Regions from separate parts of the Mus musculus genome. Here region 2 is linked to region 1. The links are chromatin loops, found by intact Hi-C in ENCODE. Cell type or tissue: heart. All regions are shown on one strand. Links, peaks and the distances in the headings refer to the core of each region. The heading gives the core; the rest is flanking DNA. Region 1 holds the start of Dnhd1 (dynein heavy chain domain 1). Region 2 holds the start of Apbb1 (amyloid beta (A4) precursor protein-binding, family B, member 1).

What was found. Peaks named below come from ENCODE experiments on the same cell type or tissue, not always from the same donor. Only the 100,000 strongest peaks of a DNase experiment are listed, where the experiment ranks them.
Region 2: a loop joins it to region 1, with 3 times the contacts of the local background. A loop is called at or near these places in 1 of 42 quality-filtered maps.

The regions. Positions count from the first base shown.
Region 1 is chr7:105,648,673-105,654,046 of GRCm38, forward strand. It overlaps Dnhd1 (dynein heavy chain domain 1), which reads left to right and starts at 2,104. Exons shown (of 44, transcript NM_001370803.1): 1 at 2,104-2,269; 2 at 2,400-2,599; 3 at 2,830-3,634. The coding sequence starts at 2,536. It also overlaps a transcript of Timm10b not described here. In heart, for the core only: CTCF peaks have their summits at 2,249 and 2,695 (motif pointing left); DNase peaks (open chromatin) are centred at 2,079 and 2,699; H3K4me3 peaks cover 1,151 bases; H3K27ac peaks cover 810 bases.
Region 2 is chr7:105,578,933-105,584,306 of GRCm38, forward strand. It overlaps Apbb1 (amyloid beta (A4) precursor protein-binding, family B, member 1), which reads right to left and starts at 2,559. Exons shown (of 15, transcript NM_001253885.1): 1 at 2,203-2,559. In heart, for the core only: no CTCF peak of the experiment used is centred there; DNase peaks (open chromatin) are centred at 2,349 and 2,579; H3K4me3 peaks cover 1,975 bases; H3K27ac peaks cover 1,626 bases.

The DNA.
Region 1 (5,374 bases), core at 235-5,234:
ATTGATACATTTTCCCCATATTTTACAATCATCTATTCATAGTACTTAGCACCAAGGACTGGAGATAGAGTAAGAGGCAATAAGAACAATTAGAATCTCTGCCACTATGGAGTTTGTATGTTTTTGTTTTTGTTGTTGCTGTTATGATTCTGTTTATTATTTTCTTTTTTATTAGATATTTTCATTATTTACATTTCAAATGTTATCCCCTTTCCTGGTTTCTCCTCCAAAAACTCCCTATCCCCTTCCCCCTCTCCCTGCTCACCAATCAATCTACCCACTCCCATCTCCTGGCACTGGCGGACCAAGGGCCTCTCCTCCCATTGATGACCGACAAGGCCATCTGCTACATATGTGGCTGGAGCCATGGTCCCTCCATGTGCACTCTTTGGTTGGTGGTCAGTCCCTGGGAGCTCTGTGGGTAATGGTTGGTTCATATTGTTGTTCCTCCTATGGGGCTGCAAACCTCTTCAGCTTCTTGGGTCCTTTCTCTAGTTCCTCCATTGGGGACCCTGTGCTTAGTCCAGTGGTTGACTGAGAACATCCACCTCTGTATTTGTCAGGCACTGGTAGAGCCTCTCAGGAGACAGCTATATTAGGTTCCTGTCAGCAAGCACTTGTTGGCATCCACAATAATGTCTGGGTTTGATGACTATATGGGATGGATCCCCTGTTGGGTCATTCTCTGCTCCACAGTTTGTCTCTGTAACTCCAGGAGCTTACATTTTTTATCAGGGTAAATGGATAAGCAAATATGAGATAGCAATCAAAGTATGGGGTAAAATTAGTTTGGGGAAAAGAGGGTCTGGACCTGGGAGAGTGCTGACTTCTGGGAAATTAAAGGATTCACTATAAGGGGATGCATGCCTGAGCAGAAACTTGAAATAAAAATTTGAGAACAATGTGGAGAAAAGTGCTCACTCTTGTATACAATCCTTCCACCAGTGAGATGAACCATCAAGGTTATACCTTCTAATCTTTCCCAAACAGCCCCAGCAAGGGACCAAACATTCAGATATATGAACCTATGGGGTCATTCTCATTCAAACCACCACAACCTTTGCAAAAAAAAGATTAGATGTGAAAGTTTTATTTTTGCCTAGGTCAGGGCAAGTGAAGGAGTGACACAGGCAACTTCCAGGTTGTGCCCTTCATAAAGAGGTGTGATTTCTTCTCTTCTTCATCTCACTAGTTGTAATGGGCCTAGGCAGAGGAGGTGATGAACTAACTCTCTTGGATCCTGAAAGCAAAGACTATTTGCTTAGCCTTAGAGAAAGCAGAACACTCTAACCATGGTCCTGGGAATACTCAAGCTTGAATGTGACTCAAGTGAGAGCAAACACTAAACTTCTAGTTGGACACATACATATAATTCTTTCCTTCAGGAGGTTGAGGCAGGGGAGTCATGACTTCAAGGACAGCTTTCATTTCTAGACTGGAGACTAAACCCAGGGCTTTGAGCATATGAGGCAAGTGTTGGACCACTGAGCTATGCCTCTCACCTGTGAGATCTGTATCTCAGACTTAAAACTTGAAATATATGAAATCAAACACCCTACTCCCCCCTCCCCCAAGTCTACTCTTTTTACTGTCTGGCCTATCAAAATTTCCACTGATTAGAATAAAATCTATAACAGAGGTAGGTTGCTTTCTTCCTTTCTCTCTTTCTTTCTTTCTTTCTTTCTTTCTTTCTTTCTTTCTTTCTTTCTTTCTTTCTTTCTTTCTTTCATAACTAAACCACTCACTACTAGATGTGTAGCTTGTTGAGAGAGATACAAGATGTTTGTCTTACTCGGGTTTCTTGTTGGGACTTGAGGTGGGACAGTTGGATATGCTGTCAAGGGAGGGGAGGGAAAAATCAGTGAGCGAGTGAGTCCCTAGGATTACACTTGCTTCCTACGACCACGCCCCTAATGCTGTTAGTGCCCCCAAATCAATCTTGTCATTCAGTCTCCCGCTCAGCCAGATTCTTTTTGGGCCTTTGGGGTGTCAGGTTAAAAGCAGTATGCTAGTGTGGCCTGGGTCCCGGTCCCGCCCCCAGGCCCCTCCCACATGCCTGTTGAACTCTCCTTCTAGCTCCGATTTGAGGCTCGGGCCTCCAGGATTCTGTAACGGTTCTAACAGCTGGGAGCAGGTGGTGCAGCTGAGTCCTCTGCTCTGGCTCTGGGATCTGCTACCCTTGCCCTCAGTGGCTCAGCTCTTCCAGTGCCTAGGGAGGCCCCTCCCACTGGCGCACCGGGAGCTGTCTTCTGCCACGTCTTTCCGCTAGGTGTCCTAAACTGCTTCCCTACCCAGTAGCCGGCTTTGCACTCTGGACCTTCTCAGTCTGTGGTAAAGGCTTCAGGGGACGGGAGCTTTGCTGCCTTTGAGTGACAACCCTTTTGTGTTTCCTTTTCAAGGTGGTTGCCAGCCTCCACTCTGAAGTTTTCCTCATGTGAACACAGTTTTTCCAAAGATTTTGCAAGCGTGTATCGGTCTCTGTGTTAAGTGACTGGAACTGAGTCTAAGTTCATTCACGACAGGGAGCGCTCCGCAATGAAACCTCATTCACAGACCAGTCCCCCTTCCCTTCCCATGCCTTCTACATCCTGCAGGCCAGGTGAGACGAGGCCTTGGAGGGTGGGAAGGAGCTCCTGGGCAGGGAGGGCTCCCTCTTGGACTTGTGCTAGTCCTTGACAGTGAGTGGCTCAGTAAGGGCCCTCTACTGGTCTTCCTATGCTCTGCAACTCTATATCCACCTTGCTGTCCTAACCCTACTGGCACAGCCCAGAGCCAGAACTTCTACATGTCCCTCCCTCCCTCCCCCCCCCCCCCCGCTGGGTCCCACAGGTCAGACCCAGAAGCCAAAAGCCTGGAATTGGCATTTGGACCCCGAGCTGTGGGCAAGATCTGTTCGACAGCAATTGAATACCTGCCTCCACTTTATTCTGGAAGAGAAGAAAAACCCATGGTTTTATACCCTTCAGTCTGGGCTCGTTGGATGTAGCTGCAGCGGACAAGAACACTCTTGGGACTGTCAAATGAAACAGGAGGATCTCAAGGCAGTGGTTGAATCAGAGCAGCGGACACTGCTGAAGCTGCTGCTGTCTGAGCTTCAGTCTCTGTTCTCAGCTGTGATGCAGGATGGCAGTTGTGAAGCTTGGCGCTATCTGCATGCAGTACTGGGCCTGTTGCCTCCATACCGTGAGATGCTAGCTGGTCAACTCGAGTTGCTGCCCTTCCTGGAGCAGCTGTACTGCTGGGCACCCAAGGTCCAAGCCCGGCTAGAGCTGGACCTGCTAGATGCCATAGACAAGGCCTTTCCCCCAGACAGTTCTTTGTTACATAGTTCTTCCCATGTTGACTGTGGTCTATGGATGAAGAGGTTTCATCGAGGGCCTCCATGCTCAGCATGCCCTTTTGTGAAGGCCCAGTGGGACCGGCAACAAAAAAAGGAATTGGCCACGTGGCTCCGACCATTGACACTGCCTGAGCTACAGCACTGTCTGGGCATTGTTGGTGCTGAGGTGGCCCTAGAAGAGACCCCATGGCTGGACAGCCTTAGTCTTTTGCCCTTGGCACTGGCTACAGACATCCCTGTACAGTATGAAAGCAGTGATACTGAGCAGGCAGAAGGCGAACCTGCTGGGAGAAAGTGAGTGGCATGGTTTGGGGCTTTAAGTAGAAGAGATAAAATGAATTAGTTTAGGTGCCTGCAGGGCTACTGGCTTCTTGAGCCAGCTCCTCATGGCTCTTCAGGATTAGCCCACCTCTAAAGTGAGCTGGACTAGGCTGCACCTTTTTCACTTGCAAAAACAAAGCTAATGTCTCAATGCTAATCTATAGGGAAACACTGAAATCAATAGCAGCCATTAGGAAGCCAAAACTTGACCTTGTAGTTTCCAGTCTTCTCAGACGGTGCCAGAAGCTTCTTTGGGGTTCATATTCTTGGTCATTTATATTTGCCAAAACATACTTTGGGGCATATATTGTGCTGGTCCTAGGAACTCTATATGGGGTCTTTGGTTACTCTAGGGAGTGCTTGCCTGGGTGGTCTTCCTCCACAGGTCTATGTGAACTATTCCAGGTCTAAAGCAAAGCACTGCCTCTATGTCAACTTCATGATCTGACAGTAAGGGTGGCCCCTTGAGTAATGATCTATTCCTTCCAGTCCCCCAATCTGGCTTCCAAAATCCTAGGATTTCAGAATGCCTAGAAGATCCCTTCTAGGAGTTCTTTTAGTATAGGAACTTCTTCCTAGCTCTGGCCTGCTTTTCCCTTTTTATGTCACTTGTCTATGATATATTCACTCTCTAGGCAGAAAAAAGCTAACTTTGCATGTAATCAAACATGACTTACTTGCTCATTTTTTGCTCTTAAATTTACGGTGGGCTCAATTTGTGACTTTTTCGTGACCTCTCAGATCCCTAATGGTGGGCAAGTGGGCAGGCTCCTGGAACTATGAAGGAAGGTGTCAAATGTCAACAATTTGGCTTCAATCTTCTCAGCCAAGCTTCCCTCCTGCCCCTAGCATGGGCCCAAGTCTAACTAACTCTTGGAAGACCTTAACAGAAATGGCTCTGGGCTGATATATCAGGAAGGAATCAAGTACTCATACCTGTATGAACTTGGCAGTCATCCTCTGAGGTCTAGGTAATACAGTTTACTCTTCTCCAGGACTGTCTTCCTAGGTTTTGGTTCATTTAATAACTTAATTGCTACTTGGATGTATCCAGATGCTGGGAATGTAAAAAAATTAGCCAAATAGATTTAGTTCTTTCCTATGAAATCAGTCTTACAGTTTTGTAAGGGAGATATTAGAACAAGTAAGGTATAATTAACAAATTGTAGTAAGTAGTATAAAACAAAAGGCTGTTGGCTATTGCCTGTGTACTCTTAGTGGGATGGGATTGGGAAGGGAAGGGGCTGGAACAGTAGGAGTAGAAAATTTGGATAGACATTAGATTAGTAAAGTGGGTTAGGAGGTGAAAGTGTGTCAGTGGGGCAGCAGTTAGTTGTATTACATGCTAGTGTGCATTTGGAAATGAATGGAAGACAGTGGAAGCACCATTTCATTCTTCATCAATACCTGCTTGAAAGAGAGAAAGACACTAGAATCAGAGTTTGAAGTAATTCTGGCATCTGGATGAGACTCTTGTTAAAGAAGAGGGATATTTTCAGCCTTTAAGACACAGAACCTGAGATGTAGGTACTCTGTGTTAAAGTATCTTTTATTCTCCTGTTGTAATTGTTGTCTGGAAGGCTCACTGCCTCTGTCTGCTAATTACACCTAGTCTTGGGAGCTTCTAAGTCTCCATACAATCTTATCTAGGCCTAAAATGTTTTCAGCCTCCGAGACTTGGTGCTGAATAAACTCACTCTTTCTAGTTCTTAA
Region 2 (5,374 bases), core at 83-5,082, 70 kb before region 1:
GTGTTCGGTAGAAGTATTCATTCATGCCCCCAGACCCAGTTACCATCTATACAACGATGATTTCCAAACTTGAAGTTCCCTCATCGGAACTCCAGACATGAACTTTCAACTCCCTACCCAACAACTCCATCTAGCTGTCCCAGAAGCCTCTCAAACTAATACATTCGTTCATGTTTCTCATTCCTACCATCCTATCTCATTCTCTTTCAGGATCCGAGACCACGGGATACAGTGCACCTGTTCTGTCCTCTGTTGTATGATCCTAGAGATACATGTGCGGCCCTTGCTGTCCACTCCCAGACAACGATCACATTCTGAGAAAATATTCTGGACTTATCCACTCTGTACCTAACAACTAACACTCATAGTCTGCACCAAAGTCAATGATCTTATGGTCAAAATCCGTAGCATTGTCTAAACTGCCCTGTTATCCCAACCATGGCCCTCACCCTCTGGCCCCAACTCTTGTCATTGACCTGCCCAGCCTAAGCTGCTTTCTTTGATTCCTGGAAGGCATAAGCATGGTCTGAGCCTCATTTTCCCAACTCTCCCTTTACATTCTAGTTCAAGCTGAATACTCCTAAGAGCATCTTCCCTTGGCCCCTTCTCGCTTAGCCACCCTGACAGCCTAGATTCTGTTCTTCGGATCTTTCAGCGCACCATGCATCTTCCTTCATGATGCTGACTATCTTTACAATGTCATTCTTATTTGACTTCCTGCAAAGACATCACTTCTCTGTGGACGTGAACCCAGTCTATTCTGTTTTCTTATGACATCTTTAGTACCTCTCGCGGTGCCTTGTAAATATTAGGTGCTCAAATCCTATTTGTTAAATGAATAAATGATTGGATGCATTTTTAAAACGACCATTATGAGTGCTGTGTAACTAAGAGGGAATAAACAAGAGCAGTCAGGGGGGCTGTCTTCACTAAGTGTGACAGCAATTGAGCTCCAGTGACATTAGCAGACCTGAGAAATATTGAAGTCGTGGGCATGACAGAGCTTGGTGAGATCTGATGTCGAGAGGTGAGGGTGAATGTTGCTCAGACCCCACCTCACTGTGACCATAACCTGAACTGAATGGACAGATGTCATTGAGAGAGGCTGAAGGAACAACAGACATGTAAGTGAGGTATGAGGGGAACAAGAGATGTTAATTAATTCACCTTGAAATCTGTAGGTTTGGAATTCCTGTTGAACTGTTCAAAAGGATGTCAGAGGACAGTTGAGTATATATGAGTTTGCATTTCAGCAGTGGTCTGGGCCAGACAAATAAATTTGGGACTCAGCAGCTTATATATGAAATTTAAAGAGTTAGACATGCAAGAAATGGTCAAGGGAAAAGGTCAGAGTGAAAGAACGCAGCTCAGGCCAGAATAGCATCACATATGCAGAGACGAGACAAGAGAACACTTCAAAGCAATAGACAGTGCCTAGGAGGAAAACCAGGAAAAAAAATGCTTCAAGGAGACTGACACATACTCAGTGGTAATGGGCTCACAGCCGCCAAGTGTCCATTGGAGTTACAAGGAGGGCTCCAGTGACCTTGCTCAGAAGCTTCGGTGGATGTCAGAGACAGAATGGAGTGGATTTTTAAAATGAATGGGAAATTAGGGGCTCAGAATGCAACCTACAAACAGGACTCGGAAGAGGCTGGAAATAACATCTGAATTGGAGAGGGAAAACTGCTCCTAAGGAGCACTCTAGTCGCTGCTAGGCCTCTCTGTCAGGCTGAGATGGGAACCCCGCCGGTCCCAGGGCACACCCCTCGGTCGCTGAGGACAACAGAATGCAGCTTGACAGATCCCAAGCCTGGGGCTCTAGTCTGGAATCGCACGGCCTGGCTCCTACCCGGATCCAAGTCCCCTTCCCAGCATTAGACGTCCCCTCCCCCACTCTTCTATCGCCCCTCGCTCTCCCCCCCCCCCCCCCGCTCACCCCCTCCTCCCCGCCCCCGCCGGGCATCCTAGAGGATCAAGAAGCAAAGCTTTGGGGAGCGGTCGGTGTTAGGACCAAAGTGATCCTGCGGAGGGTGATTTTGCAGGCCCGCGGTAGGAAGGCGGCGAAGGGAGTTGGGTGGGGGGTAATCAGGCCTGGCTTGGAGACCTGGACTTCTGAGAAGAAGAGGCTGCAAGGGTTAAGGGCTGCTGAGGCTGGGGATCCTGCTCCCGGGGCTGGGCTGGAGACGGAGCAGCACCTACCTGCGCGGCGAGGCCCCAGGCCCAGGTGGCGAAGGTAGCTCAAGCTGCAAGGCTCCCGCAACACCGCAGCTTCTCCATCACAACATCCCCCGCCCAGGAGCGCGCAGGCCGCGAGGCCGCGCCCCGAGCGGCGGAGCCGCGCACGGGAGGGGGAGGGGCGCCATCTTGGCCGGGGCGGGGCGCGCGAGCGAGTGCGAGCCGCACTGGCTGCAGCTGCCCCAGCCGCACCCTGCAGACCCTTGACCCTCGCAAGCCCTGCGTCCCAGGCCTCCTGTCTATCCCCGCACGGCTGCACCCAACTCCCAGGACCCTGCCCAGCTCTCCCCTTCCATGCCACCGTGGACTCACCTCCGCGTCGGTCCTGCACCGACGCCGGGAGACGCGCCTAGAGCACGGAGTCTGATCCGCTAGGGAGGGGGGAAGGAGGAGGGTGGAGAGAGACACGGGTGCTGGGACCGTGGCTGCGCCTCAAGAGGCTGGCAGCCGGCTGCTCTCTGGCTCTTGTGGTAGCACTCCCTGACGTCCTGTGGATAATAATAGCGCGTATTTATTGACCGCTTACTCTGTACCAGGCTCTATGTTCAACCATTTGCTTGCATTCATCCTCAAACCAGCGCTGTGCAATTCCCACAATTGTTGTTCTCGGGATTTGAGAGGCAGGTGCTGACATTCTGAAGGGTAACACGACTTGCCCTCAGTAACAGAGTAAGTGGTTAAACTAAACCAGAACTGAGATATTTCTTACACTCTACCCGTGCCTCTGAATATAAAGCTATGACACAGCGTCCCCCACCCCGCCTCCCCCCCCCCCACTGCACTCCAGGGTAGAAATTAACTCTAGGAAAGGACCAAATGGAGAACTGAGTGGAAATTAAACAGAAATGCTGTACTTGGCTATTTTCCTGTTCACTGCAGGCCCTGGATAGACAATGAGGCAAATCTTAATGGTCAGATCCCTGACATCAAGGGCAAAGAGGGGCAGAAACCCCAAAAGCATTGTCCCCTGAGCTGTGGGCTCGGTGGGCTCTGAACATACTGAAAAACTGATTGGAGATGCATCTAAGTCTAACAGTGCCCAAATCTAAATTTGTTATTTCATCTTATGTTCATCTTCTAAAGAATTTCCCTGACGTGGAAAAGTACACACACACACACACACACACACACACATACTCTTAATGCAGGGTCACTTTATCAATCTCTGGCTTGTTCAAAGCAAGTACTCCAAAGTACTTTGAATATACTTTCATTTATCCCTGGGTAAATATGAATGTTTTAAATTTTTGTTATAGACATTTGCACTTATGTGCAAAAGTGGAGCAGTGTAACAAAACTCCCTATGTCCATCACTCATCTTGTACAGTTACTGACTTGTGGCTAAGAATCCATTGTAATCTGACAAGCACCTAGGAAATACAAACCATGTTGGATCCCAAGCCGGACATAAAGATCCCCAAAAGAATCTGGTTCAGCTGCATCCCACCTGGAAGACACGCACCTGACCTGGATCCTTGAGAAATGAGCACGTGTTACCTAGAAGGACATTCATTCATTCACTCACTCACTCTCAGCAAATAGGTGTATGGTATGACACACTGTCCTTGGTGCTAACACCCAGAAAGCAAAAGAGAGTTCCTGCTTTCATTCAGCTTACAGATTAAAAGAGGGAAGAGACACCACATAGGTAATTAAAATTATGGTGTCTTAAGGAAAAGACACGGGACACTGTGTGTGTCAGGTTATTCTGGCCCAGGAGATTTGGAAGGCTCCCACAGGAAGTAAAGTTTAAGTGTGAGGACAGGATGACATAGAGGTCACACAGAAGAGTAGAAAATTACTCAAAGTAGCAGGAGTACAGGAGGAGTGTGAAGATTGCTGTAGTTTAAAGATGGCCACCCAAACTCACGGTGAGTCGAGAGGGCCATAACCAAGGCCAGCCTGAACCCCAGAAGTCTGCCTCAACCCCTCCCACCCACCCTGGCCCCCCGGAAGTCGTGAAGGTTCAGCTTTTATGGGTGAATTTGTTCGTTCGTGGTTTAATGTATTATAGGGTTGTGTGGAGAACAGGTCTAGTATAAAAGCTAGTTTGTCTGTGTCTTTTTTTTAGCACGTCCCTCTTCTTACCATAGAGATGACCCTGTGCTATCTTAGACCCCCACAGAATCCTAACATCAAGTTGAACCTCACAAAGTGTTCACCTTGATCTTGGACATCCCAGATTCTAGAAATATCAGTAAATACCCTGTCTGTGGTACTTAGTTGTAACCTCAGAAAACAGACTAAGGCAAGTGTGGTGGTACATAAAAATGACAGAGAAGATAGAATAGTGTCAAATCAAGTTGAGCCTTCTATAGTCAGTTCTGAACGTTAAGTAGAAAATCATCAGAGGGCTGGAGAGATGGCTGAGTGGTTAAGAGCACCAACTGCTCTTCCAGAGGTCCTGAGTTTAATTCCCAGCAACCACATGGTGGCTCATAACCATGTGTAATAGGATCTGATGCCCTCTTCTATCTAGTGTGTCTGGAGAGAGCAATGGTGTACGCATATACATAAAATAAATAAATAAATCTTATATATATATAAAAGAAAGTCATCAGAGTGTGGATGTTGAGAAGGGTGGAGATCAATTAGGAGGTAATTAAGGTAGCTAAGGTGGGATGTGATGACTAAGACCTATACCAGCAGGATTAAGAATGGAGAACATTGCATAGACTCAATAAATTCAAGAGACAGAATAAACAGAAATTTAGTGATCAGTTAATTAACTGGGCATTGGCTTGAGGACATGGCAGAAAATAACTTCTAGATTTTTTGCTTTGACCAGTGAGAAAAGTCAGAGATACCACTCACCTAAAATGGCCCACCAAAATTTTTCAAATCTCATTGAACAAGGGGCTGAGGTATTCAGGAAATATTTATAGATAATCACAAACTTGGACAATCTGGCAAGAATGATGAGCATACATTAGTTATTTTTCTTTCTTTCTCTTTCTCTTTCACTTTCTTTTCTTTTTTTGTTTGTTTATTTTCAAGACAGAAATTCTTTGTTTAGCCCTGTATGTCCTATAAGTTGCTCTGTAGACCAGGCTGGCCTCAAACTCACAAAGACTCACTGCCTCTGCCTTGAGAGTGCTGGGATTCAAGGCATACATCACCACCACCACAACCCACA